Regions from separate parts of the Homo sapiens genome. Here region 1 is linked to region 2. Evidence: chromatin loops called from intact Hi-C (ENCODE). Cell type or tissue: psoas muscle. All regions are shown on one strand. Links, peaks and the distances in the headings refer to the core of each region. The heading gives the core; the rest is flanking DNA.

What was found. A loop is a pair of places that touch in the nucleus more often than their neighbours do. Peaks named below come from ENCODE experiments on the same cell type or tissue, not always from the same donor. Only the 100,000 strongest peaks of a DNase experiment are listed, where the experiment ranks them.
Region 1: it touches region 2 in a loop (2.4-fold over the local background); 13 of 110 quality-filtered maps call a loop at or near these places.

The regions. Positions count from the first base shown.
Region 1 is chr2:67,555,344-67,570,791 of GRCh38, reverse strand. LINC02831 (long intergenic non-protein coding RNA 2831) reads right to left here and starts at 6,492. Exons shown (of 7, transcript NR_183413.1): 1 at 6,327-6,492; 2 at 5,906-5,989; 3 at 5,082-5,215; 4 at 3,908-4,016; 5 at 2,636-2,784; 6 at 692-790. It overlaps LOC105374786 (a long non-coding RNA gene), which reads left to right. Exons shown (of 4, transcript XR_001739524.2): 2 at 5,148-6,364; 3 at 6,877-7,010; 4 at 7,763-15,448. RefSeq lists an enhancer at 3,941-5,140. In psoas muscle, for the core only: no CTCF peak of the experiment used is centred there; no DNase peak of the experiment used is centred there.
Region 2 is chr2:67,629,216-67,644,663 of GRCh38, reverse strand. The region is part of intron 1 of LOC105374786 (a long non-coding RNA gene); the gene reads left to right. Among named protein-coding and RNA genes, the nearest start is that of LINC02831, 73 kb to the right of the region's middle. In psoas muscle, for the core only: no CTCF peak of the experiment used is centred there; no DNase peak of the experiment used is centred there; H3K27ac peaks cover 1,041 bases.

The DNA.
Region 1 (15,448 bases), core at 4,062-12,061, 74 kb after region 2:
TACCATCTGTTGTCTGGATCTTCCTAAGTGATTTTCTGGGTTGGCTTTCTTTTTCACTGGGAATAGAAGAAGTTGTCAAAAGCCCAATGCATTCTTTTCTGCATTGTAAAACCATCAGGACTTAAGGAAAAATCCTTTAGCAATAATTGATTTGTTCAACTATCATTCAATTTCAAGTATTTTCTCTCTCTTTTTATTAAAAATTACTTAAAAGTTGCGGATGCCCAGCTCTGGTCTTTTGAGTGTGTTCCCATCTACTTTACCTCCTATCCTTAGTGAGTTTGCCACAATTACATTGTAGTTTGAAAACTAATTCCGTTTGAAATGTGTTAAAATCTTTCATTTAACACCAATTCTTTTTAGATATCTTTAAATTCAGACAACTAGACTAAAAAAAAAAGGATTGATTAAACCTGACAAATTTGAGTTGTTGGAAAGTGTTTTAAACAATTGTCTAGGCCTTTGGAAAATCTACTTCATGTTTGTCTCTAGATCCTTTCCTGAATTTTTAGTCTCCTTTTATTTAGAGAAAAGTTGCAACCATATGTTTCTGATTCATTTATAACTAATTTATCTAGAATTAGCTCAAGAAGCTATTGTTTTGTAAGAACATGTACTTTAAAGTTGTATGTAATCCATTTTAAGCCCTTTCTCTTCTTTAAGTAAGGAAAAATTATTTGCCAAACTTTACCTGAAAATCCAAAATTGGTTTGTTTCAAGATGCTGGAGCCATTAACAGTACTGAATGTAAGTCAGGGTATTGCTCCAAACTCTGTTCCTCCATGTTTGCCTAGAATTGGTATGGATACAAATTTGTGAACATGTCATTAGATCATTGGGCAGCACTTGACCAGTCTGCAGTTGAGGTTTCCCCAGGACCTAAAAAACATCCATAGATCTGGTTATGCATAGATTGATGAGTCTACTGACTGGTGAGGCCATTTTAGGACATTAAGAGATTTGGAGATACAATATAGAATTGAATCCCCCATTATTGCAAATGTTTCGGGATTGGAAAAATATCTCCACATGGCAAGATGAACCTTTGTAAACCAAAGAAAGAAACAGTTTGCATGGACTAAATGCAGTTTAAAACATAAAGGAAACAAGATAATGAAAATTTTGAGAAACTAAATCAGTGGAAGAGAGCTGGCACAGAAATGGTGAGGGTGAGGTGAGGAATGGGTCTTTGAATGGTGGTTCTAAGTCTAGCTAACAATCAGAGTCACCTAAATGGACGCTTGTTTCACAAGCACAGATTCCTGTGACACAGGATGGTTTGGTTCAGGTGCCTGTATTTTCTAAAAGCTCCTCAAGTGACTCTGATGATCAACCTAGTTTGGGGACCATATTGTCATTGGAAACATTTGTAAACTTTTCATGCATACAAGCATACATATACCCCCCATTCCCCAACACACACACACACACACGAAAGCACAATTATCACAAAGGAAACTAAAGTCCAGTCTGGGCCACAACAGTCTCTTTTATCCCCTGAAATCTGACTCTGCCTTCCCTCAAACTTTAGGAATAGAAATCAGGTAAGTTAGCCGTTTTACTTCTGCGTTCTTCTATACAATTCAGACTACCTCTTTCACCAGGTCTCAATTCAGGGCCTGAGGTGGGTGGGAGAACAAGACAAAGTAGATAGATAGCTACAGACACCTGCAACTGTGGGGAAGCTCTTCCTTGTGTCTTGAGTATTTTATGTCCAGCTCACAACTTTATTATGTGCTCATGAGAAAAGCCCCAGAGTCATTACCAGGAATCCTCTATCTACACCAGGACTACATTATGTAATTTTATTGCTTTTTGGAATCTTGTCAGTATCCTCATGGAACTCTTAATTGCCCAAAAGGAGTTGAGTAAAGAGGTTGGTGATGATGCCAAGTCCAGTGGGTAAGGATGGTCAGTCCATAACACCAGATTGCCCATCCATTCAGGGCAGTGCCTTCCCAATAGACTGACTGTTTCCAGATTATGTTTGGGAATGGGTCCAACTTTGTTTCAACAACTAAATTCACCAGGTAAAAGCTCTCCTTATGATTTTACTAGACCAGCATTTTCAACAGCCATTAATGAGCCAAGTACTATGCAATTTTATAAATTAAGGGATTCGGGCTATAATTATGTGTAAATCCTCCCCAAATTACCTGCTCTAGTCAGAAGGCATGGTCTGAAAAAGGAAGCAATAATGTTTTGGAAAATCATGACATTCTGTAAATAAACTCTGGCAGCAAAAATTTCTTGGCAAAAGTACTGTTCAAGTCAATAAGCCTCAATTTATTGCTACATGAATCAGAAATTAATTCTTCCTCAGTCATTTCCATACTTCTGAAGTATGACATCATTGGCAGAATCTGAACACTCTATGGGTACCTAGACTCTTCATATAGTAAGTCAAAATGAACGTAAACAGTCGAAGAGGGAAGCACTTAATTTTCTTGAAATTTTCTGGTGAATTGAGTTTACTATAATGAGAATATATGAGGCTGCCAAAGGGTGTGAGGGGGATGGGAGAAGTGGAGTTATTATGACCTTGGTGTCCATAGAGACATTTGTATTCTCTGGGGGATAACAAAGCCAAATACTCAAAAGTCTGTTCACAAGGAGACATTGTTGCTGGGACTACCTTTTATTCAGCTTTTTTGATCCTTTTCTCCATTTCCAAGGAATGATATAATCTCTGATTCTGCTTTTGGAGTCCTTCCCAGCCCATTCCTTTGTTGTCTTCTAACCTTCCATCCATGTGTCAGAGTGGTGTGAAAACATCCAAGCATCCTGCTTAGGAAAATGTATTTGCTGTTGATATTGTTTGGCAAAACACATTGATAGGGTATTTTGATTGTGAAAAGTGAAACCTCAAGTCAAGATCTAGAGGCAGGAGGCAAAATAAAGGGGACATCGAATTGTTCTTACGTGAAAAGATGCGGAAACTTTTTTGTGTGTGAGCAGCCTGAGAGCAAGAGGGGATGAGGGACCCAGAAAAATTGGAAGTGTGGAGCTACAAGATCAAAGGAGAGAGGTTGGCTTAGTAACATGGTGGGCATCAGGGATAGCGGGGGCATGGGCCAAGTTGTTTTATAATGGCAGTGTTTGATATTACATTTTAAATTGTTTGCTGCGTTGCTCTGAGAACAGGAGCCCCTTGGGGTACCATGAACTTGAGTAGAGTTCATTATGTACACTTCCTTGTGTTGGTGATCATTTGGCAGAGGAATTAAAAGGGGATGAGGTGACAGCCCACACTGGGGTCAACCTATGTGGTGAGATGGTTACAGAAGATGAGACACTGGGTAGAAGGCAGACTATTAGAGACAAATGAGCCCCTCAGACGCCTCTACTCTCATGTGAGTCACCTCCCATCTCACAAGGGCCTCTGTGGTCATCTCTCAGCTGATCTTGCTCTTCCCTCTCCTGCCCTTCTACCACCCTTTCTCTACAGCAGCAACTGAGGTGAGCTTTAAAAATGTAAATCTGATCACGATGGCTTCTCATTCCTTTCAGAATAAATTCTAAATTCTCTGCCATGGTCGACCAAGCCCTGTGCAGCCTAGCTCATGTTTGCCCCTCCGACCTCCTCTCTTCCAACTTTCTCCTTCCCTCCCACTGATCTACCCACACTGGGCTCCTTGCCATTTCTCCTAGACACCAACCTCCTCCCCATCTCAAGTTTCTACACTTTGTGGCTCCTCTGCCTGATAAGCTCTTTGCCCAGATGCTGGCATAGCTGGATCCCAGATATCATTCAGATCCTAACTTACATGTCACCTTTGCAACGAGACCTCCCTTGACCATCCTAATTAAAATACTCACCCCTCAACTGCTACTCTTGATTCTTTACTCTGCTTCATTTCTTTTCATTGCACTTATTATCACCTTCCATTTTTATTTATTTGCTTACTTATTTGCTGTCTGTCTCCCTGGGGTTGACAGCCTCTAAAACAGCCTCAGTGTTCTCTGCCTTCTGGTATTTCTCATCTTGAATGTGGGCTGAATCTAGTGACTTCTTTCTAATGAGCAGAATTCAGGAAATGTGATGGGATTAGGTTACAAAAAGAGTGTGACTTGCATCTTGCCTTCTCTTGCCCTCTCTCACTCTGTCTCTGGGGTCCTTGTTCTGGGGGCTGCAAACTGTTATGTTGTGAGTAACCTATGGGGAGGCCCTTGTGGCAAGGAACTGAGGCCTCTGGCCAACAGCCAGCAAGGACCTGAGGCCTGTAAACACCTGAGGCTGTGTGAGTGACTTTGGAAAAAGGTCTCCTCCCAGCTGGCTTGGAGATGACCACAGCTCCAGCTCACACCTTGTAGCATTATGACCCTGAGTCAAAGGCCCCCAGCTGAGCCACACCCAGATTCCTGACCCACAGAAACTGTAGGGCAGTAAATGTTTCTCATTTTAAGTCACTAAGTTTGGGGGTGCTTTGTTATGCCATAATAGATAACACACTGCTCCACTGGAATGAAAACTCCATGTGGGTAGAGACTTTCTCTGTCTTGTTTCGCACTCTCTCCTAAACAAATAGTATAATGCCTGGCACACAAAAGGCACCCAATATATTTTTAGTTTAAATTAGTCAATTAATGCTGGGATCGGAGGGGAGAACACTGAGTTTTTCAAAATATGTTGAATCAGGTCTTGAGCCAACATTGATATTTAAAGTCGAGGCTGTTCTTAAAGTTGACTCCAGAAGTCTCAGGAGTACTCATGTCACAAACATGCCGGTAATACCGGGCTCATAATACTAATCTCTTGAGCACGATTATTGATGCTGGTCTCTGTTGCTGAGCAAACTTCCACTGACGAGCCCAAGCTGAGGGTGGGGCCAAATGTTACCCAGTTGCTGTGTGCATTTGGAAGAATGACTCAAACCTCCCACACTTCCTTCATCTGTAAAGACCTCACTGGGATGTTGGTAATACAGAGAATAAAATACGTAATGGGCTAAGGTTTGCTCTCAATAAATGGTGGTCTCCCCTCCCTCAGGGAGCTTGTTATCTAAGTGAGGAGACAAGATCTGTGCATAAGGAAGATGATTCACAACACTCCACATGAAGCATAATGTGATGTTACATACCAGATGTTTTCCAGGCAGGAGTTACAATGGAATAATTAATTATTTTATGGTTCTTCTTTTCTGTAGGGTGTTGGGTGCACATTTGTCACCTGGGAATACTACCAGCAAGCCTCATATTTTTTCTGCAATAAATGCTGGAAAGGAAAAAGAAATGCTGAAAATGATGAAGTAATTCCAATTCTGCTGATAGAGACCTGGAAATGCACTAGGGAAAAATGACAAGAGTGTAACACACTGCTGCTGATTATGTCATAATGATTATTTTATGCAGTTTGAAGAAGACTCACTGTTCTAAAGAACCAGCATCCATTTCCAGGAAAGAGCAGGGATTCTCCATCCATACCTCCATGGGATGAACCACATTGAAAATAATGATTTCCTTCTAATAGCTTACTCTACATTATATAAAGAATTCCTTGGGATTCTAAAAAAACCCTAATAATATAGTAATAATAACAACAGAGGTTTGTTTTTGCTATTTGTAGTCTAATATTCAGATTGTGAGCAGCTGTTTTGGAAGGCAAGATGAGTGAATAGATGTGAAGTCGTCTTAGAAATGTCCAGGCTTCCAAAAGAAATTTCACTTTTAAAAGAAAATAGCCTAATGTGAACCACATTAGAATCAGCACATCTAATCCTACGGAGAAAAAGTGACCATGGCTGTCTACACATATAGGCAGGTCATTCAAGCTCATTCAAAAATTCCACTTTCACTGGTGGTCTGTCTGTGTCCACATGGTGACAAATGGCCCCGGCAGGGTTTTTGAGGTGTTGGCACCACCAGTGAGTGCCAGATGGAATGTGGTGAAAGTTCTGATTTGTACCTTTCAGACTAAAGGTACTTTCCAGAATGGACGGGTCCTTCTGGCTGCCTTTTGTAAGTGCAGCCACAGGTATTCTGTTGAAGCCTGTGGGTGAGAAAGACATAAACAGGTGCTATAAATTTGTCAGACCAGGAAGCCACAGGCCGTTTAGTAAATGGTAAACCCAATGGCCCAAAAGAACAAAGGGGTCTCTTTTCATCAGAATGATCAGGCTCATTCAACAAATATTTATTGAGCACCCACTTTCTGCCAGATGGAAGAGCCACTGACAAGGCCTCTTATTTAAAGAGTGCCTGAAGTGAGGAAGCAAACCCCCAAATCATCTGGGATGGTATGAACTGAACTCTGGACCGCAACATGATGGAAAGGAGGAGCTGGGGTCCCAAGGGCAGTCCAGACAACCTGAACCTGTGACACTCACCCTGCCCACACACTCTCAGAGCTGCAGCTTTCACGGGGGTGAGTTTTCTGCCTTGATTTACTCAGGCCAAGACCTTTCATTTTCTGGAGAAAATACAGGTTTTTCTGTAGTATTTCACAAACAAGGCAATTCTCTCAGGGAGGTGAAACAGCATTGCTTCTCAACTGAAATCTGAATTTCATCTTCCTAAGTTTATATCGTTGAGTCACAATTATTGAGTCATAAAGACCAAAAAGGATGTTGAAAGTTAATTTATTTACCACACTATGGCTTAGACTATTCTAGAAATATGAAAATATCTCCTATTAAAGCAGACTTTCTGAGGAGAAACCATTGCTTTTTCAACTAACGTTTTATCATGTTTTATTGCCTTCATAGTTAACTATTTTTTTAAATCATATCTAACATAAGTCCCTCCAGCAGCATTTTATATCTCTTTTACAATACTTTGCCCTGGATAGTTGAATAATAGTTCATCAAGCCTCATATAACAGTAATTAAATTGTCACCTTGGTGTTTTTCAGACCCAATTCTTGCTAATTCTTTGTAGGTGACATGAATGCTTGTAAATGAGCTTGCTGAATGGGAGACCAAGAACGATGATATTGAGCTGTTACTACATGCCAGACATTTAACCCTTTCATCCAGGTTATCTCAATCATTCCTTACAGAAAGGCTTTTGAGGTAGGTTCAATCATTTCTCGCATTTTATAAGTGGGAAAACTGAGACTCTACGAGAGGTCAATATTTTACACTAGACCCCCACTGTTGGAAGGGGTGGAGCTGAGATGTATTTCCAGTTAATTACACAGATAAGACTGCCCACTTTTTCTATGAATATTTCCAACTATTAGATTGAGTGAACCTTAATTAATCAACATATTATTTTAAAAATAACTTGCTCATGTTCTAATGCCTGTTTGTCACTCAAGTGTTTGCAAAATCAGGGAATAATTTTTTTCTAGACTTTTACTCCTTTTCCAGATATAAGCTCTTAAAAACCTTTGTTTAATCTTTGACTTTAAATCCACAAAACATAATAGCTGGTGAGATACCTAATACCTTTGCTATTTTCTTTGAGGATACAAGTCTTGATATTTATCTCTTTAAGCCAGTAGCTCTCAACCTTGGCTGTGCCTTAGAATCACTTACAGGAGCTTTTAAAGATCCTGATGCTGGACCACACCCAAGGCCAATTAAATTAGGATTGCTGAGGGTGATACCCAGGTGATTACAATGAACATCCCAGGTTGAAACCACTGATTTAAACAACTCTTCCCTGGACTTTCCCGTACCTCCATTTCACCTGGCCTGCTGTGGCTTTCGCTTATCTAGTTAGAACTGTAATTTGGCCAGTTCATCGCTCATTCCCAAAGGGGATCTCATTACCTGTCTCTAATACAGAGTCTGAAAAAGCTAAATATTCTGTCTTCCAGATGTCCTTGCAACTGGAGGTGCCATATGATACAGTTCTGCCCAAAGACAAGAAAGTGAATGTCTGTTGAGGGCTTCCTATAAGGCCAATACATACAGGTGTTCCCAACAACAGGTAAGTCAATTCAGCTGGTTGGATTTTTCACTTTTCATCTGAATGTTTACATGTATCTGAATGTTTCCATAGACATAGACTGAGCGTGTGACTTGAGTCAAAGTTAATTTGAGTAAGAAACCAAGGGAGAATTTTATTTCTTTTTATTGATGCCTCAGTCTCTTTCCATTTTTTCATAGAGACCCAGGAGTCCATGTTAAAAGTGTCCTAAAGAGGAGGTAAAGGCTAAGGAATTTGAGAACCCTAAGATTTTCTTTGAAATTCTGTGGAGATGATGCTAAGAGGATCACTTATAAATGCTTATTGGATGTAATTTCCATGTTGGACAGGTGATATTTCCAGGGAGAAGCTTAAGGGATTGTAGGTAATATAAAGTCTCAAGGTAGAAAACACTGACTCTGAGACTGTGTATTTATAATGTGTGTGTGCATGTGTATGTGTAATTCATTTGCTGATCTTTGTTTAACTTTTTATTAAACTATAATGTATGTGCAGAAAAAAATGCACATATTATAACATAGAGCTTAAAGAATTTTCACAAATGACCATATCTTTGAACCCAATACCCAGGTCACAAAACAGAACATTACCAGAACCCTAAAAACCCTTGTTCTCCCTTCTAATAACTACCTTTTTGGCCAACAATAACTACCAGGCTTCCATTCTTACCTTTTTACAAAACAAACCAATGAGTGGAAGCGCAAGGTCACCCCTTCTCCTGTTTTCACTTGCTCGCGATTGACATGGGGAAGTAAAACCTGTACTATGGCACATTTAATTATGGGAAAATGAAAAGAAAGAAATAAAAACCAGACCAACAAAGCAAAGATTTAAGTTGGCATCGCTTTCCATATCATTGTGATGCCGGCAGACACTCAATAAACATATCAGCATTGTTAAAATGATTTATCAGCCAAATAGTTGAATGTAAAATATTATCAATACAGGTGTCATCATTGATCTTTCTTGGGTCTCACTGCTGAAGAATGGGGCTGTAAGATGATTTCAACAAACAATCCTTGACAGGAAACCAAAGGCAACAAGGCACAGGGACAGACAGCTGACAAATGCAGTATGGGGCCATTAAAGCATGTGATGAATTTGCCAGGAAAGTATATATTTGTGCAAGAGGTGAGCTCATATCTCCCATAAATTTGTCAGCCGTGACACAGTGTTCTCCGGCTTGGCATGAGTAATGCCTTGCTATTTGCGCCTTTGTCTGGCAAAAGCTCTATCAGTCACTCCAGGGTTATTTACAAAGAAACGTGTCTATCAGTTACAAGGACATGACTTTGCTGCTAAAAGATAACAAAAGAAGAAATCAGGCAGTGGCCTCTCAGCGAGGGATGCGTCTTTTCCAGACAAGCTCTGGACTGGAATGAATCAGATGGACGGCAATTGGCCGGGCTGGCCCAGTGCCTGGCATGACCAGCCTTAGTGCATTTATCCACACTGATTAGATTAGAAATTATTAATAGGGGGCTACGGAGTAGAGCAAAAGGTCATTTAGAGTTTAATTCTGTTCTCAGATAACTTCATTTCGGCTGATGGGATTGTTATTGTAGGGGTTTTATATGTTTATAGGAAACAATATACTCAATAATGAAGTCCTGCCTCCTTCTGCAAGGTCAGGAAAGCTATTGTGTAGCTAGATTGAAGTCTTCACAATTGTGTTAATTAAGTAACAGTGATTGGACTTGGTCTTCTCTTGAAATGCATTTAAGAGCCTAAAAGCTGCTGAGAATGTATTCTTTCAATATAAATATATAGTAAAGCAAGTGAGACCAGAAAGCAGCTGACGATTGAGTAAACAGAAGAGCTGACATGAAGCTTTTACTTAAGACAGGAGCCTGGTTGGCAGATGTAACTTCTTGCCACATAAATACAAATGTCTTGTCAGTTTATGATTAAACATAACAGGTCCCTTTTTCTTACTCAATTCCTGATGAATCTGAAAGATAAAGCTGTAGAAAGTATAGTTGATGGTCTCATCAGTTACTTTGTTGCCTTGCAGGCCTGCCCATTTGAGGCAGATGATCAGAGTACGGTAAGAGGCATGTCCTTCTCAGATTAAAGGGCCATAGCCTTGGTCTTGGCTCATAGTCCAGGGTCATTCTGGAGAGGGAACCCAGCTTTGTCCCCTCCTTTGGAGGGCTTATAACTCAGATATTAACATTTGCTGAAGATGGTTGTAATTTTTTTTGTTCTGAGGTACAAGATCTCTTCTAAATAGCTAAAAAAGAATTTAGTTGATTCTAAGTGAAAAGTGAGTTCATGGAAAGCACTTTGTTGCCATGTGTTTCTTAAAGACCACAGAAGACTTTTGGGCTCCAGTTAAGCAAGTCCCCTTCGATTTGGCTCCAGATGCAGTGATACCCCACGAAGGGGAAGTTTAAAGTGAAACTTGGCAACTGGTGATTGAGTCTTATCTTCCCAACTCTCCTCCAACGCCCCCACCCACACATATAAGAGAACCACCATCCAAAGACAGAACTTAGGAGAGTTGTTGAATTGAAATGATAGTTTCATTGATGTAAGTTTTGTAAAATACCTTTAAGGCAGAGATTCTCAAATGGAAGTGATTTTGTCCCCCAAGGGACATTTGACAATGTCTGGAGACATTGGGGTTGTAACAACTAGGAGTGGATGATTGCTACCGGCATCTAGTGAGTGGAGCCAGAGATGCTGGTAAACATTCTGAAATACCTGCCCCCTACATAGAACAAACAGTCATCCAGGCCAAAATGTCAATAGTGTGAAGGTTGAGGAACCCTGCTCTCAAGAACCTTTGAATCAATGAAGGATGAGGAGTTGGGAGAGGTTACTCTCTCTAGGGAATGGGTTACCATACAGAATTTCTACTTAGAAAAAAAATCTATAATTATGACATTATAAATAATCATACTAGAATTTGGAAAAATTTCTTATAAAATGTGCTTGGCCAGGCACGGTGGCTCACACCGGTAATTCCAGCACTTTGGGAGGCTGAGGCAGGCAGATCACGAGGTCAGATCGAGACCATCCTGGCTAACATGGTGAAACCCCATCTCTACTAAAAATACAAAAAATTAGCCAGGCGTGGTGGCGGGCGCCTGTAGTCACAGCTACTCGGGAGGCTGAGGCAGGAGAATGGTGTGAACCCAGGAGGCGGAGCTTGCAGTGAGCCAAGATTGTGCCACTGCACTCCAGCCTGGGCAAAAGAGTGAGACTCTGTCTCAAAAAAAATAAAAATAAAATAAATAAATAAATAAATAAATAAAATGTGCTCATTTCAATGAAAACTTGGGAGATAGAAAAAATTGCTTTTTTTGTGCCACATGATTTTAGAGTTATTTGCTACATGTGCTGCATGATTTTAGAGTTATTGTGGTGTGATGAAATGTCAAGACTCAAAAGCTTTGTACGAATATGCATGAGGTGGCATGAAGTACTGGAAGGAAGACTAAACTGAGATCCCATATATCTAAATGCAACCTTGTCATTGATGAAACATGAGCCTGGTCAAGTTCTTTAACCCGTGTAGGCCTCAGTTACTGTTTCTGGCCAGACACTGAGACTGAGAAGCTTGACATCACTACTTGGCTATTCCTTCCTCAACCACAGTCATAGCCAGGACAAGGATTTCTCCTTATTTCTGAACCTAACAGTCATCCCTTCCTTTACATTACCAGTGGCCTGACTTTAGTTTGGGTCTTTGTTGCTTCATGTCTGGACTGTTGTAGTGGTTTCCTAGCCGATGGTTTACTCTTGGACATATGCTATGAAATGCTGCCATTTTGTCTGTTTAAATCATTACTTTTTTCATGTCACTCCTTTCAAATTCTTCAGTGGCTTCCCGTTGCCTCTAACAGTTACTCTTGGTGTGACACCCCCATCCCTCCCTGATAAGCCTAAGAATGCTTTTCTATCTTTGTCCCAGGTGTTTGCCCTACTTGGGTCTTTGCTGTCTCAATCATGTTAATGCACTTACTACCTTCTTCATAATGGCATATCCTAGAATGAAAGTCTTATCGCTCAGCATTTGTTCAGAAGCACCCTCCTTCCTGGAACGTTCCCTCTCTATTGTTCTCTCTTATCCTTCTTTCAAATCTGAAATCCAGAGCATCTCAAGAAAGCTTAATGAGATTTCCAGTAATATCTCTGTCCTCTAAGTTCCTATGTACTTATGATTGTCTGAGCAGTATGCATAGTACTTACTGTATTTGACTTTGTATAAAATTTTTCTTCTCCCTTCATTTACATCTTTCATCCCTTCTCAACTAAGAGAAAAGAGTCCACCACACTGAGTAGGCTTTACAGGATCTAATAGGGGGTTCAATGGGAAAGGTAAATAAATGTTTTATACCATCTTCTGGGTTTCTTGCACATTCATGATTGGCTAAAACTAAGACATTTTGGGAGAGAATTGTAGCAATGTATTCACACACATAAATTAAAACGTAAAGTCTTTCAATAGGCTGTAAGCCTCATCGTGAGAGTCACAATGCCCAAGGCACCTTGTGTCCTCTTGGCTTTGATGTAAAAGATGTCCAAAGAAGGCTTAGGTGGATGATTTTATTCCGTACATGCTTTTCTATGTCAAAATTATCAGTGAAATAAAAGTAGTATCCAGGATTGGGGGACTTTCGGTTACTACAGAAAGCACTTTGCATTTAAAAAAATATTTTACTAGCATAATTTTTTTGTTATTTTTGAGAGAAACATCTCTGTTGAAATGTGTCTCTTGTAATCCAAAAGTGAAAGTTTTCTTTGAAGGTCTCAGTTGACTCTTGTAACACATTCCAAAGACAATGGATTCCACTAGACTCCTAAACTTAAACAAAATGATCGAATTTTGACATGGAGTTGGAGAAAGTGATCCATATTGCTTAGTGTTTTGGGAGGGTGCTTTTTGTTGTTTGTTTGTTTTTCTTTAGAAAGCTGTCTGGGATATAGATATAATGTGTGATTTTATGCCACACCAGCATCAAAGTGTTCTTTTCATCTTTCCTTTTGACTTAAGCGTACTCATGATTAATGTATGCCAATAGATTTTAAAGATGCAGCCATCTGCCTTGCCTTACCTGTAAGAGTTTGTTTGTTCTTACCTCCTTTGTAGGTTCCCAAAGTTTTATACATCCTTTATGTATAAAAAGGATGGCATGGCTGTCTATATACTGCAATATTCACGTCAGGATTTCCAAGTCTTTGTTACGACATAGGTTTTTTTTTTTTTTTAAACTGGAGTCACCAACATGATTGCTAAAGTTAGATACACTTCTTTATTATTACCTGACTTGTTTTGTTTTTAATCTATGCATTTGCTAATGTTACTCCCTTTGACTAGACTGCTTCCCTTTTAAAAGGACAATATAGCTAAATGCAATGTTTCTTAAAGTGTGGTCCCTGGACCCGCAACATCGGCATCATATGAGAACCTGTTAGAAAGGCAAACTCCCGTCTTACTTATTGAATTAAAAACTCTAGGGCTGGATTTTAACAAGCCCTCCAGAGCTTCTGATGGAAGAATAAGACAGAGAACCACTGGCTTTATTGTTCACACTGTGGCCTCTAGGGCAGGCTGCTTGAATTCAGATATTTAACCTTCAAGTCACTTAACTTTCCTGTGCCTCGGTTTCCTTCATCTATGAATGGAATAATAATAGTACTATCCATATAGAGTTTTGGTGAAATTAGACTGAGATAATACATTTTAAAAATTTAGTAAGTCCTGGCACCTGGGGAGTACTTATAAACTTTAGCTGTTTTTTTCAATTTTTTTTCCATTCTCTAGGCTTACAGCACTTCTTCCTCTTGATCATCTTTCCAATTCTTGATGGGCTGACCCCTTCCCCTGTCTTGAACATCCCTGACACCTCTCCTGATGTTGTCAATGCAGGGAGAAGGGTGCATATATTTTTCTGTAGTCAAATACTGAGGTTTCCCCTCATTAACTTATTTTTTTCTTGAAAACCTGTACTTAATGAGGAACAAACAAAGAGGCAGAATACAATGCACTTATTTTTTTCTTAGGTCTGGTTTCTATTTAAAATTTAATCTAATTTTTTAAGGTCCAACTGTTTTTTTTAGGCCTTGGGAATATGAACCGTACTTGTTTAGGCCTTGGGAATGTGAGTCTGTACTAGCATAATTGATATGAGGATGGATGGTTGGGGGGTGTTTTCTGCCTGTCTTCAATGATGAATCCTTCTTGTTTGTTCTAGATGCTTCTGGACTTGTTATCCTGTGTCATTTCTACCTGGTGCCAGTTTTTGACAAATGATAGTAGCAAGTTGTGGTATGCTACCTCAGGTTCCTATTTTCCCTGAGTGCTTGGATGTAATAATTTTAGAGACAGCCAAATGGTTAATGAGTCTTGCCCTCAGGAGCTCAGCACAGAGGGAATCCTCACTAGCCTATCAGATGCCTCCTTGGAAAATGGTGAAAGTGTGAGAGAGCAAGATGAATGGACATTTGTATATCACATTCTTTGAGAATTGAATAGGGGATTTATGGTGTTCCCTGACTTGACACACTTCACACTTGTCATGTTGGCACATTGCATTATACTCTGCTGCCCATGGGGCTTTTGATGATGTTTCAGAAACAGGTAATAGATGTTTCTGTGCTGTATCCATGCATTTGCAGAGAAAGATCCAATATTAAAAACAAAGGTACAGTAGAATCCATCGCTATCAACCAAACACAAAAGCCTACCTCTGCTCTCTGCTGTCTCGTTAGTCTCAATTCCTTACCCGACATATATAGCCCTTCTCCAACTAGATATGGTCCCCCTGAAATAACAGCATAGCCCATAATCAGTGCTGTTGTTTTATGCACGGTTTAACATTGATTTGGGAGTGGCGCAATTGGTGACCACTGTTCTGGCAGCACAGTGCAGTAGAAAGAACACTGGATTAAGTATCATGAGCTCTTCATGTTAACCGGGGACCTCCTGGGTGTGAGCTTGGATGAATCTCCAATGGCCGTGGCCTAGTTGCCTCGTGGAACACCGGTGCACAGAAACTCCTGACCAGCCTCCCTCCCAGGAGGAAGACATTAGAACTTGTTCTGAAAAGTATACTTTTCATACTTTTTTGATTTGCTAAGTATGGAAGTGAGAGAAAACCACCTAATTGACTATTCGTGAGGCAGTTGGAATACAAATGTATTTACCCTCAATTTTACAGAAAGAGAAACAGGGCCTTTAAAATGGTGAGGAAGTTTTTTCAAGGAACACTGTAAGTGATAGCCAAAGAAGGTCTTGACTTCTGTCTTCTGCTTACTAGTTGAGGTTCCCTGAGATTTCTATATCTGCCTTAAACCCACACCCCTTAGTCCTTACTGCCACCACAGGCCTGGGCAGTAAGGAATCAGCAACAGCTATGCTGCGGTCAGGGTAAGAGGTCTTTTGCTCATCTTTTGGGTGAAATTCTGCAGCAATCCTTGAAAAAGAAGGCTGCAATAATAGCTGTTACTAAATTTTCTAATAGCCAGGCAAAAAAGAGGCCACAGATGCATTTAGTTTTATGTAAAAATGTTTTAAATGAAGATTTCTTTTACAACTGAGTTTATGAATGGAGAGTCTAACTGG
Region 2 (15,448 bases), core at 3,668-11,667:
CTGTCTTGCTCCAAAATTATAAATTTCTCCTTGGGCAAAAACTGGCTTTTCCTTCCTGCCTCTCTCTTGTATGTTCAGTGGCTCAATAAATATGTGTTGATGCAAAAATGGGCAATGCCAGGCAATTTAGATCTGTTTTTCCTGACCTAGGAGTAGCACAATGTTGACTGTTGACTTTCTTCTCTATAGAGCCTCACTTCTCACCAGCTGCAATGGTTTTTTTCCTTCTCCCATGGTGGTCTCTTCTCACTGCCTGTAAGACGCTAGCTCCCGAAGGACAGCATCCATTTCCTATTGGCTGTTCTCCAGTACCTACCTTAGTTCTGTGCACTTAGGAGGTGCTTTGTAGGTATTGATTGAGTGAGTGATGCTCTCAAAGGTAACCATATAGACTTTTTATGCTAAGCCACACTAGCCTGCTGCAGGCCTTCTTCTTTAGGCCACTTACATTTGCCATTTCTATCTGTCACCACCTTTTCTACTTCCTGAGGTTCTTCTTCACGTAAATTGGACTGAGGAGCCACAGTGTGCCAGCTCCTGTCTTCCTTTTTGCCCCTGAAGACAAACCTTCTCTCATTGTAAAGCTTTCCCTTCTGATCACTACAGGAAATCACATACAAAAACAACAAGTAATCTTAGGATGTTCTGATGGTCAGGGTCCTGTTCTGTAGCTCCCAATCCCTCTGAAGGGGTCAGTGAAAGAACTGGCTGTTGATTGCTGTAACCTGAATATAGCTAATATACCACATGGCACTCTCTATGCATAGTATAGATTCTAAGAAAGAGCATCCTGTCAGGGAATAATAAGAGAAAGATGCATAAATCTTACAAATATCATAGAACAGGAGTTGGCAAACTATGGGCCAAATTATTTTTTTAAGTTTTTTTTTTTTTTTTTTTAAATAAGGTTTTATTGAAACATGGCCACATTTGTTTATGTAGCCTATGGCTGCTTTTGGGTGACAACGGCAGAGTTGAGTAGTTGTGACAAACATTGTGTAGTGTGCTTAAAGCTGAAAACATTTACAATCTGGCCCTTTGTGGGAAAAGCTTATCCCTGTCTTAGAAGATGCCACAGTAGAAGAGCATTCTTAATGTACAAGAGACTACCTTTTTCCCCCTACTTCTGTTATGCACAGTGACCTCCATAGGGATAGCAGCTGGTGTCTCAAGAAAATAATTCATTTTATTTTCTCAACTTCCTATCAAAAATCCCTCTCCCAAATCCAGCCTAGGTAGTTCCTAACTCCTTCATCCTCATTTACCTTCTTTCGAATCAGATCCTTCTCTCCAGCTGTTGATTCCCCTGCTTTTAAAAGTCTAAATGCCAAAAACTTGACCCTGACTCTGCTCATTCTAATTTTCAGCTTTCTCTACTGTTTATTGCAAGCAACCTAAGAGAAGGTCCAGGATTCATGCCTGAAGACACGGGGTCTTCCTCAGAAGGGGTGCATAGACAGGATGCTAACAGGCTGATCAAAATGATATCATTTGCTCCTGTTGCATCATGAATCATTTCAATCCCAGTTATGCTCCTGAGGCAGGCTCACCAGCCACTCGCCTTTATGCAGTCCTGATGTTTTTGTCTAAATTCAGAATTCTCCATGGTGTCCTCTCATCTTACCTGTAGACTTCAGAGGTGACTGTCCACTCCTTCTCACACAGGTCTCTCAGGTGGAGGGTCTCCCCTCCCAGGATTTCTATGAGGGGACACTCATCTTCCAGGTCCTCTGCCCTTCCCAGTCATAATCCTAAAGGACATTTCCTCATTCCTCCCACAGCATTCACCTTTGCCACATGTGTTTGATGCCTGTCTATATATATACATGGATTTTTAAAATTTCTTTTCCTGGTTTCAAATATGAATTTTGTTCAATGCAAGGAGTTAAAGTAAAAAATTACATAAATAAGAAAAAAAATTACTTGTAATCCCATATCCAGAGATAACCAGTATTAACATTTGAATGTGTAACTTTTTTATTCTGTATGTATGCATATTTTATACACACACATATAATTATTACATCAAATTTTGGTCCAGAGTGTATATTTAGTTTTGTCTTTCTCTTTAGTGCCATATTCCGTGTCCTTGGTTTTGGATTTGTACTACTGTACACTGCCTTATAATTGAATCTTTTTTTTCATGAAGGGAAACCAGATTTTTTTCTTAATTAGATTAAAATCCTTGAGTGCAGGGATAGTTTCTCTTTTTTTAAATTCTCACTTTTTTCACCTCTATTTTCATTCCCACCAGCAACCAGTAAAACTTAGCAGCACAGAATGAGTATTTTGATAAATATTTTCTGAGTAGAATTGAACAGAATGAGGTGAGATGCACCCATAGCAGGAAACTGGAGCACCTGATATTCCCCTCTTGTTCTTGCCACACAGAGAAAGTCACAGCTTGAAACGAGTCATGAACGGTTCTTTGGCGGTATGCACAGTGATGCACCTGCTAAGTTACAAGCCCGATGAATCATTTGCCTGGTTATCTTGCTAGTTATGCTGAACCAAATGCTACTTTTCAAACCAAACAAGTCTAAACCAGAGCTCTTTTCTTGCTTTGGTCTTGGGTTAGTGTTTTCTCTGCAAATAGTCTCCCTATCTCTTTTTAAAAATCTGTACTAGTGGCCTTACAAAAACAATATTCAAAGAATAATTCTCCACTACTCCTGTCTCTTCTAATAGGAATTGTATGACATATTGCCATGTAAATTAGATTTGGCTCCTTGTTTTATTTATACAATAAAACTGAGCAAAGATATCAACCACAGGATAAATTAATTACAAGGCAGAGAATCCTGCCAGATATTTCCTTTGGGGGACAAACCAAACAAGAAAACCACTCCCCAAAACTTGTTCTTATCTATTTCATTACGTGCTTTGGCAAGTCTCAATGACCTGCTTATTTAACTAACCTAATGGGTTTGTTTTTGTTTTGTAATCTACTCCTTTGCAAAAGTTAATGTCTTTTTGCTTTAGTATTAAAAATTCTCCCTTCCTCTGTTCCAGTCTTCCTTATGGACCTTCCTCCCCTGCATTCCTTAGATGAGAAATTGCAAAAGTCACTGAAATTAATGAAAAACACACAGTCCTAACAACAGGAAACCAGAGACCCAATTTGGCCTTCAAGGGGCTCTGCTTAGGTGTATCATATTGCGTTAGATGATGTAAAAACTTCACGTGGGTTAATCAGAATGCAACCTCAACCCTTACTCAAGACACCTGTTGGACTGCTGTTTGCCCAAGAGGTTGAGTCTGCCTTAGTCTCCTGGGTCTATAATGCATTTAGCTCATTATCAACCCTTACTTTTTTTTTGTTGGGGGTATCTTCTATTTTTCAAAGCTCTTTCACCTCTGTTGTTTCATTTGATCCTTACTCAGTCCTGGGAAACATTTTATTTCCATTTTAACAGATGAGGAAACCCAGAAGAAACAGACTTGCTCATGGTCACACAACTGATCTCTCTCTCTCCCTCTCTCAACTATTCTAAGTAACTCACTAAAGTTTAAGCATCTCATTAATATTTCCACTTAACACCATTTAGTATATTTTCTTATTGTTTAAAAAAAAAGAAAATACATTCATATTGAAATGTTGCTCATAGTTTTATATTGAAAGTTAGTTCTAATTTCCACTGCTATATCTCATGATGTGTGGTCTGAAGAGACCCAAAGCTGGAAAGAAATCTAAATGTCGTCTGGTCCATACCCGGACTTCTTGGTCCTGCTTTCAAACTGTTGTCAACTGGGACAGCAGATTCTGTTTTTCTCCCCTTTCCCCTCCAAGTTTTAGCTTTTTGCATTGGACCAAGATATGACCTAAAGAAGTTGGGCATCCTGGAACTTATTCTTCTGATAAAAGTAAGATTCTCTAACAAAACGCCTGAAAGTCTTGGTGGCACATCTTAGCAGAGTAAGTGTGAGCTATGATCTCTTTGGAGCCATGTTTCTTGAGTGTCCATTTCAGAGACTCTAAAGGCACTACATGCCCTGCGAGGAGTAGGGCATAAGATGGCCTCAATCACTGCCCACTTCCCTGCTGCTAAGCTAAGTTGCAGAGCTGTAAACTGTATATACCTTGTCCAATCTCATTTTCTAGTCCCTCCCCATGTGTATAGCCCTCTTGTCATCCTCTAGCCTCTAATAAACTCTTGTTTAACTAATCTGAGCTGGGCTACAAGAATTTTTTTTAAAAAAGTTGGATGTCCATGCTTGGGAGAGAGTGTTAAAGAGGGAGAAGCTCCTTCTCTTTTCCTAGATGAATGTAGTTGAGCCAGATGGCCAAGGGAGAGTTGAATTTCAGATGTGAGAAACAAAACTGAATGGTCTAATCATGTTGGAGAGCATCCTTCCATTGTCCATCTTAAAGATTCTATTTTTTATTTTGCTAAGGATGATACCTTTTTTTTTTTCATTTTTCCTGAAATACTCTACTGTTAATTCATTTGACAAATTTATCAAGCACTCAACCTATGCAATATATATAAAGATTCAAAGATTTATAAGGTACTTTTTCTGTCCTCAAAGAACTAACAGTAGGTGAATAAGACCTAAACTTCAGTGAATATAATGTTGATGAAAGCAGGGAGGTACAATGTATTTTGGGTGTCACTCAGTAACAGGATCACTTTCAGCTTCAGATGAGGGGAAATCAAGGCAGGCTGATGGTACTGATGGCATTTGAACTGAGCCTGGGAGGCCAGGCTGAGGAAGTGACCTAGGCAGAAGCACAGGGGCAGGATGTTTTAAGGATTCAGAGCTCGCCTAGGAGAATAGTGGGAGAGAAAGGCAGCAAGATTGAAGCCAGATCAGGGATACCATAGAAAGCTTTGAATGCTAGTGTCAGTAATTCCCACACCATTCATCCACCTGCTGGTATAAATTATGAATTCCAAATAGAGTGGCAGATCCAGGGACATTATGCTATTGGAAGTAGAGTAAAAAGGGGACAGACTCTCTAGTCAGGGAGACTGAGTGAAAATCCTATGCCGGCTGGTGTGTGATCTTAGGCAAGTTACACAACTTTTCTGGGCCTCGGTTTACACTTCTGTAAAATAGGATAAAATTTTAAATGCCCTTACATGGCCACTGTGAGGATTAAATAAGGTAACATATGAAAAGTGCAAGATACAACAGATATGCAAAAAGTTTGAATTCATTTTTATCATTTCCATGGGAATTAGTATAGTGTTACCTAGAGAGTCTCTAAGCTTTCTCATAGGTACCCCATAGTCCTGGGAAGAAGCAATCCGATCTTTATCCTTTATCTTACTTGCATATTGCGTGGCTTCTACCTCTTAGCCCAGAGGTATATGGTATATTATAGAGAAGGGGTGGGTAAATTACGGCCTACAGACCCAATCCAGCCAAGAAAGGTTTTCAATGGTTAAGAAAAAAATCAAAAGAAGAAATTTTATAACACAGGAAAATTACATGAAATGTAAATTTCTATGTCTATAAATAAAGTTTTCTGGAAACACAGTCACATTCATTTGTCTACATATTGTCTGTGGCTGCTTTCCTGCTACAATGGTAGAATTGAGTATAGAAGCTGCAATAAAGATTGTATGGCCTGTGAAGCCTAAAATATTGACTATCTTGACTCTTTACAGAGATGTGCCAAATCTTGTTTTAGATTACTCCTGTCCTAATTTGTATTCCAAGAGTTATGATAAATGTATACAGTGTCAACCAAGTATAAGCTAAGTAATAATAGGAAATGCTTAATATTTTCATTTAAGATCTTGTAAGTATGCTTGAGGAAATTCTGTGTGAAGAAATGTTTTCTTACCTTCCGGAATGAATTTCCAGTGCCCCACACTTGTGTTGCTTATTCTCCGTCACTATGGAAGCATCACAGGTACAACAGAAAAGGGTCTATGACCCACCATGCTATTTGAATCTCAAAGCTGAAGCTTCACTATTAGAGAAAACTTTGTTGTGAAATTTAAATAAGCAGTTTACCTAAAACCATTAAAACAACAAAAGCTAAAAACAAGGAGGAAGGAAAATAAAGAACCTGTTGCTTTCTCATCAAGCTCTGAGACCTAGGGAGAATACCAACATTTATTTTTATAAAAATGCAACTTCTCTTCTGAACAAAGGGATGGATAAACATCTTCAGCTTGCCTGTGAATGTTCCTAATGTAGAAACTGGCTCCATGAAAATCTCTCCACCGTTTTCTATCCTTGAATCAACTTTAATATAGTAACAACCAAAGGGTAAGTTGTGCTACCTATGATATCTGAGAGGCCAAATCTTTCCTCTGTCAGCAGAGTTATTTTAGACCCAAGGAAACGCATGCTGAATGCCCTTCTCCTGTAGCCAAACAGCAGTTTTCATAGCACTAAGTTACTGAAAGGACATCTGAGCAGGCAGGGCTCGGAATATAACCTGTGGGCACTGTAAAAACTCCTTGGGGACACTAAAGCCACTGACAGCTTTTCACTCATTCATTCATGTATTAATACTTATCAGGTAAATAATTATCAACACAAGCTATGTTGAGATCTATGGGAGTTATAAGTTTAAATAATGTTATTTTATTTACTCTGTAGTAATAATCCACAAAATAGGCACATTCTCTCCCTCCTTTCTTTCCTCCCTTCCTCCCTTCCTCCCTTCTTCCCTTCTTCCCTTCTCCCTCCCTCTTCTACTCCTCCTCCCTCTTCTTCTCTTCCTCCTTGTTTTTCTTTTTTGTTTTTGGATAAGGTAGTCACAAAACTGATCATCTATATGGTATGGACCATAATAGCTATAGGATTTCAATAGCTTACCATCTATTATCAAGGTAAGCACAGGCGCGTTTGAACCTAGAAGAGAAATGCCAGACCCCGGCCAGGAGGGTCAGAATGGCTTCCTGAAAAGATAATACCTGGGATGAAACCTGAAGCTTCACTTAGAGTTTTTTCCATGAAGAATACAAAACAAGACTATAATCCTTAGTGAAGAACGCCCTGCAGATGAAGACTAAGGGGTGAGCAAACCCTGATTATCTGGGCATCCACACGGAGGTGAATATGGCTGGAGGACAAGATGTAAGGTGGGTCTGGTACTGAGGAAAGTGGCTAGAGGAGAGTAGGAACTGTCTTATCAGTGGGTTTGTGTATCATGCCAGGGAGCATGAACTTTCACCTGAGGGTAAGGGAATGCATAATCAGGATAGGATTTTAGAAAGATCATTAAGAACCAGGTGGAAGATACATTTGAGTGGAATAGAATAGAATTGGTTGTTAGAAGGCCAGTTGCTGTAATCCAGACAAGAGAAGCAAAGAAGGATAAACTCTTATTGGAAACTGGACTCTCTTCTCTCTCTTCTTTTGATCACTGAACCTTCTCTTGGCATGTATCTACTAATTGCATTCTTATTTGTAGATCTACCTGGCTGTTTCTCCCACTGGCTCATGGATTTTGCAGAGGAGGGATTATGCTCATGTTGTCACCGAAGATTTCATGGAACATTAGACACACATAAGACACCGCATCAAGTGGCCTAACAAATACATACTTGAATTACCCTTTCTATCTCAAGAAACTGTGCATTCAATAAGTGGTCCTTGGTAAAGCAACCAATAGGTATCATCCTAGTGAGAGTAGCGTCTATGATTGTCTTGGAGCAACAGGTATTACTATGCCCTGTCACCACCATGCCGTTTCGGAGTCTCTTGCTCTGTAGAAACCCAATATTCACTCTCATAAATTCAAAAATATTAGATTCCTGTTGTTTTGTCTCTTCCAAGCTTCATAAAGTATCTTTCCTTTCAGAGAGTTGCTTATCTTGCACAAACTAAAGCAGGAAGATATTCTTACAATAAAATAGGAGACTAATATCTAGGGCTAGATTTACTTCTATTAAAGTGCTAGTTTTGATAAACTTTTTTTTCTGGAGGCATTGAATCAATCAGTAAATCAGTTTTAGCACTGTATAAGGAAAAGCTTTGATTGTTCACTAGTATTCATAAATCGAATGACCTATCTAGAAAAGAGAAGGTCCCCTGGCCCCAAAGCTGAGAAAGATCAGGGGCATCTTCTTGGATGGTACCCAGGATATTCCTGCTTTGGGGAAGGCTAGAGGAGATGAAATTTATGGTTACTTCTGATTAAACGATTCTGCAGCCCTATTGGTTAGAAGTCAACTATTTGATGTTTTTCTTCCCATTGGTTTTAAATGTTGACCATATAACAGAACCCTTTCCAAGAAGATATATTTAGCAAATGCCAATGCAAGAATGAAGAGAAGTAAAGAGGGAGTCGATCTTTTTTTTTGTATGTATGTATGTATGTATGTATGTATTTATTTATTTATTTTTATTATACTTTAAGTTTTAGGGTACATGGGCACAACATACAGGCTAGTTACATATGTATATATGTGCTATGTATGTGGCACGTATACACCATGGAATACTATGCAGCCATAAAAAGTGATGAGTTCATGTCCTTTGTAGGGGCATGGATGAAGCTGGAAACCATCATTCTCAGCAAACTATCGCAAGGACAAAAAACCAAACACCGCATGTTCTCACTCATAGGTGGGAATTGAACAATGAGAACACATGGACACAGGAAGGGGAACATCACACACCGGGGCCTGTTGTGGGGTGGAGGGAGGGGGGAAGGATAGCATTTGGAGATATACCTAACATTAAATGACGAGTTACTGGGAGTGGATCTTATCTGACCCTCCAGACTCAGAGCTATAGCAGAAACTTAAAGATTCTCACAGAAAAGGCATATTTATCTTTTTTGATATCTTGAGCCACTGTGAATAAATACTTTGGTCCTTTGTGAAATGCATGAAAGACTTCTTTTTGATTTCCAATAGTCCTAAAACAGCATTTCCATTTCCATGGAGCTAAGGATCTGATTTAAAAAAAGAAAAATCCCAGCCTTAGAGCTTCTCTAGTGTGGGCTAATATGTTTGGTTCTGGGGTAGATGTAATTTGTCTTGGGGTTAATGTTTTAACTCTCACCTCATAGGCTATTTCAAAAATTATAAATCAGGATATACCTGACATGAAAAAGTGGAGTTGGGCTGTGAGACAAGAAACTTGGGGTCTAGTTCTAGTACTGTTATGAACCAGCAATGTCTCCTTCAATGAGTCCCTTAATGACACTAGGCCTTGGTCTTCTTAGCTACCTAATGAGGTAGTAAACTAGGCAATTTGGGAGATTTTCCTCATGTGCCTGCATTGTATGACTTGAAACTCAATTCTTTTGTGAAAAAGTTTTGACAAGCATGAAATGCCTTTGTATGAGCCTACTGAGGGAGGCTGGATCTCTAGGATGAGAATTCACAGTTTTGTATTAGCTCTGCCAGATACTCAGTGCCTCATCTTTTGGTCTGCTTTTAAAATTTATCTAGTTAAAGACACATGAGACACATTGCTCTTCTGGGAAATGCAATGGCTCAATATATTAGTAGTATTTTTGTGAGTTGGGCTGCTGAGACCAAGACATAGGTTTTAAAGTCATGGAAACACAGCATTTTTGTTGAATTCCTATATATGAAGGATAAACATTTCTTTCTCTTCAAGTGGTGTTTATGTTATTCACCAGAAACATGATTGATAACACATAAGCTGGGAGGTGATGGTATATTTATGTGAGACCCACACAAAGTAATTCCACATGGAGAAATATCCTATAACACAACCATTAGGGAAGTCTTGACCGAAGTGTTCCTTTTCCTCCAAGGAAAAATATATCTTTTAATAACGGAATAATTCATCTATTTTGATTCTTTAGACTAGATTATGACCTGAAGTTACTGCAATACTACAGGAAATCAAGTTTGATTTTGTAATATAGTCAAATGAGTACTTTGGAGTGCCATGTCTGAGATCAATAAGGAAGCAGTAACTACATTTACTGTCATATGATGATATTGAGGTAAAAACATAATGGTCAAAATTATAAAATCAATTTCATAATTTAATCAGAAATGTTTATTGATACTGTTAAAGTTGAATTCAATAGCTTCTGGTATGTAGTTAATTTCCTACCTGTCAGAAAAATGTATTGAAATGTTCTTTCTTGAAAATGATTGGAGTTAATTCAGTAGAGAAAACAGCAAAGTTTCATGCTAATAGATAGAGAGTTCTTCTCTCTCCAACCCTTGTTGGATGCAAATGCTAGAAGTTTTTTGTTTGGTTCTTTTCAATACTGCAAAACAAATATCTATCAGCCACCCAAGTGGTTGGGACAGTCATCCCCTAAAATATAATTAATTGTCTTTTTGGGATGAAGAAAGTATTTTTAGCTTTATTGTAAAACTGCAAAGATGAATAAGCAACACATGTAGAGAGGTGTGGGATGGCTCAGTAGCTTCTTATTAAATGATAGCTGCTAAAAAAAATGAGAAGAAAGGTTAAGCTCTAAAGACTGGAATTCTTTAATGCTTTTACTTTGCCACTAGCTACTAATTTTGATCTGTAGTCACATTAAGCTGAAAGTGTCTTAATTGAAGCAAAAGTCACTTAAAGGAATATCTGCAAGAATGACTTGTATATTTGAAATAAAGCTTTTGGGGATTATGAGAACCTGTCCAATCCATTCAATTTAAATGAGATAAAAATCAAATTCTGAAAGTTGAGCAGTTCATTCAGAAGCATGAAACATCTTTGTTGTGACAAATACAACTTTGAAATCCTTTATGATACTTTAGAAATGATCCTTATTCAAAACTTAACAGTGGTTCCCCATTGCACGGTGAATGAAGTCAAGTTTCCTTATACAGACATTCAAGGGTTTTCACAATCTGGCCAAACTCCCTTTCTGGCTCATCTGCTTGGCCTTCTATCACACTCTCTACTTTGCTTAAACTTGCATTTGAACTCACCTGCAAATGGTTCCATGCTCTTTTCTTTGTGAGGAATTGTTCTCTACCATATTATTTGCTTAGCACTTTTGGTATCGATTCAGATCTTATTCTGCCTTATATTTGCATATTCTTTTGGTGTCTGTGTCTTGCCTCATCAACTAAACTAAAAAATCCATGAGGGTTGGTACTGCACTCTGTATCCTCCAGAGTGTTAAGCAATGACACACTGCATTGTAGTTGCTCAGAGTATTTGGTCAACTAAATGTTTTGCAAAATTTTTAAGATTAGGGTTTCCAGAGGCAGCATTTGGGAATGCAGCCACATTTAGGCTTTGAGTGTGCTTTAATTCATTGCAATAAATCAGAATGAAGAAATCATTCTTAATTAGAATCATAAAATTTCTGGACAGGATGAAACTGTGGGTCTCACTGGATGAATGAGATAAAGGCCAGGAGAATTCCCAGAGGTATTTAGCATCAGCGTCACCATCAGACTCCTGGTCTCCACTCCTCTTTATACTGCGTCATGATGACTCCTGAGGAGCTAATTCCAATTATCCACCAATGACAGGAAATGGGAGGCAAGTTGCTTTAAAAATGAACAGAATCCTTTGAGTAGAGGTGATGGTCCAGAAGTTTTAAGAATTGATGACAGAAGATACCAAGAAGCTTTATTTGGGTTGCTAGTTATTAATTGACCTTTGGGTATAAAATGTTCTTATTAAAACAAGTGAATCCAGCATTCCAGCAAAGAAAAAAGATAAACTACCTGAAAAAACATATTGACTCTATTGTGAAACACAGAATTAGCTGAATAGGTGTTCTGTCCCTAAGCTTGGGTGGAATCTGTCTTTAAGATTGTTCCCCTTTTCTCTTCAGTTGTGCTGCTCCCTGCTGTCCCTGGACCTTCACCTGCTTCATGGCACTGACATTTCCACTTGTTTTGATTATCCCTATTAATGTCAAATGCTCACGTTAAAGATTCAAATCTAAGTTTCGTTAAGTGTCAACTATGACTGTGCTTACACCAAGAAAAAAAAGGATATATTTAAGCATTAAAAAACCACGTAAGGAAATATAACTGTATATTTAATGCTAGTGTGAATTTGTCTACAGAACCTATGTGTTCCAGCAAAAATGACTATGAAACAAATCCTTTTTTTCCATTAACTCTCTTATATGTTTCTGTAGGGGAAAACATCCAATTATTTGGGTTAACATGACCAAAGGAGAATATGTTGGGCCGTTGATGCATACATGTAATACTATATAAGACATAAAGACTATTATAGCACTTTTCAGATATAAGATCTACCATTCACTAATGCTTATTATGTGTTGAACCTGTGATAAATGCTTTATATATTTCATTTAATCATCACAATAACCTTACATTATCTATATTATGATCCTCACTGAAATAAGCTTAAGAGAATGGTATTTGAAGCCAGAGAAACCTGAGTTAAATTCTCATCTCCTTCATTTACTGGCAGAGAGACCTTAAGTAAACCACTTACTTACCTCTTCTAAACTTCAGTTTTCTCAGTCGTAAAAATGAGAATAATAATAATACACACTTCATGGGACTGTTGTAAGTATTAAAATAAAGAATGCAGGTAGAGTGTTTGCAAAACCCCAAGCATGTTGTAGATGTTCAATAACCGTTAGCATTTTTTCTTTACTATTAATGTAGATAAAAATGCTGAGCCTTGAAGAAGTTAAATAACTTGCTTTGAGCCACACAGCAAGTTAGTGGAAGAACTCAAATTTAAACCCAGGTCTCTCCCAAGTTTCAGTGTCTGGGAAAATATTACAAGGGCCCATGAACTATTGGAGAATGACCAAGGCAGGGTAACTTAGGATGGAAAAGAAAGAAAATATGTGTATAAGACATAACAGGAAGAAAAAGATCACTGACAAGCTGTGACAGAGGGAGAACGCTGATAAATAACCTCAAAGTTTTGAACTTGAATTAATGGGGAAAAAAAGGAAGCTTCTGGTGCCCTTGGACTGGAGCCCAGGAGCCTAAACCTGCTGCTGCTAAAACTGCCAACAAGGTGCTGCCTCAGCTATAACCAGAGCTCTGCATGAGAGCCTGCCCATTCTGGGACTCTAGAGGCTGAAGCTCCCCTGCTGCCACCAGAAACTCTTAGCAACCACAGTGCTGTGGAAATCAGAAGCAAAGAAAACAAAACAAAACAATGCTTCTGTCTTTTGTTCCATTAAAGAATGGAACAAAAGTCTTCAAACAGTTTCTCCAATTGGTAGAAAGTAACAAGAACCTAGCTGGCAAGGGGCCTTGGGAAATGTAGTCTGCAGGCTTCCAGCCCCAGCAATAAAGAGCAGAATAGAGAAGGTCAGGCTGTGGGGCTGAAAAACAAAAGATAAATAAGCAGCATAGGAAGAAACATTACAAGAATTAGAATTTTCAGAAGGTAGAAATGGTTTTAGAGAATATAAGTTGTTTCTGTTTTGGTTAACTTATATCACAAGGAAAGGTAAATGCTTTTGCTCTCAGAAATGCATTAAAAAGAGGATACATTATTTGTTGTAATAGACCTATAAAAGTTAATTAAATTCCATTACATAATCATGTTTTAACATAAAAGGAAAGTTAATTGAAGTAAAACATAATAAGTATAACAAGTAGGTAACATGTACATATCAGCTCCTGCCATATTTCTCCTGTTATCAGGTGCTACTTATGAGAATTACATTTTCATTCATCTATAGAACCTTCAATAATTGAGAAGGAGTCACTTGAATGATGAAGATCCGTAGGTGCATAAACTAATTCTATTCCATTTCCTTTTAATAAGATACAGATAGTATCCTTAGGTAACAGAATACTGATGCTTTGGTGTCAAAAGTTCTCAAGCTACCAGATTTTGTCTAAACTTGGTGGTAAAGCCCTTGACTTTCTTCTTGTACCCAAGAAGAAATTATAGAAAAACTACTGACTACTTTCTGAGTATTTATTTTCCCCTAGATTTAGTCCTTCTCACACTATTTGCTTTCTTCCCCTTTTCTTTGTTCAGTTAAAACAGAAGGCACCTATATCATGAGACCCTTAGACAGTTCTGTAAGCAGATGAGGGATGCTCTTAGGCAATTTTCCACAGGCCAACTCTTCCTTTACCTGCAAACATGAAATCTGTACAGTAAAGTTCAGAATCCACAGCTGAAAGGGCTATCATTTGAAAAAAAAATTTGCCTCTCAAATATTTAAATTGTTTTACATAGAAGGTAATATTTTCTGTTTTCATCAATATTATCTTCATCCTTAGACCAAAAATTTTAATGATACTTCCTCTTTAATTTCTATTGTCTTCCTCAGTAACTATGGGGCAAATGTAGGTAACAGCATATGAACTTCTTAAACTGTATCAATTGTCTAGTTCTTTGCCTACTTGAAAATTTAGATCAAAGTCTTTACTTGCTTTGAAGTCTCTCCTTACTATCCTAACTTTTTGTTGTTGTTGTTAAGACAGGGTCTCACTCTGTTGCTTAGGCTGGAGAACCCAGGAGTTCAAGCTATTCTTCCACCTCAGCCTCCCAAGTAGCTAGGATGACAGGTGCATGTCACCATGCCTGGATAATTAAATACCCTTTTTTTTAAGAGATGTTGGAGTGGGGGGTTCTCACTGTATTGCCCAGGCTGGTCTAGAACTCCTGACCTCAAGTGCTCCACCCACCTTGGCCTTGCAAAGTGCTGGAATTACAGGTGTGAGCCACTGCATCTGGCCCAACTTATAGTAATCTCTGTAGCCTTTTAAAAAGTGGCTTTACAAAAACATCCAAGGCTTCACATCATTTTACTTAGGATTGGACTGAGGAGGGTTTCCTGCACTCAAGTTTTCCAGAGAAGCAGAGGATGGTGGTGACCATGCCCACTAAAATGGCTTTATTAATTTCTTGTTGGCTCTCCATCTACAAAGAAGTTTCCTACTAAACTCCACTATGGCCCTTGGTCCATTGGCTCACATCCTGGTTTTGCGTATTCAAAACCCTCCATGCCCAGTTCCACAAACCCTGGGCAATGGCTAGGCCAGATGAAGTGCCTTCACAGTGACTAGGGCCAATCATTATGGTGCTCAACAATCTCTGGGCTTCCCCTCCTCTTCCTGGGCACCTAGCCCCATCGAACCACAGGGGAGCCATGGGACTGGTTCTGGTCAATGAGGATAAATAGATCCTGGCCTCTAAAATCTGCCACAAGATTCTTTGCTCTCTTATCTTTCTCTTTTCCTGGTCAGATGCAGAGGATTCAGTAGAAGGCTGCAAATCAGAACTGTTTACAAGTTACAGCCTGAATCTCTGAGTGCCCTGGAGCAGAGCTGGCTGAACTATACCAGTAAGAAATGAACAGTGGTTGGATTAGGAACCTGAGGTATCATCATCATCATCGCAGCCAGACTTTGTTTCCTGTCTAATACATACACCTTTAGAATATCCATTTACCAAATTGAAAATCTGAGCCTTAAAGAGATTAAGTAGTTTGATCACAGCTCCATAGCTAGTAAGGGGCAACCAAGGTCTGCATTAGTAGACTTAATTTAACCTCAGAGCTTAGGTTGCTAACCAGTAAACCATTCTCTGATTGCTACCATTGCTCTGGCAACAG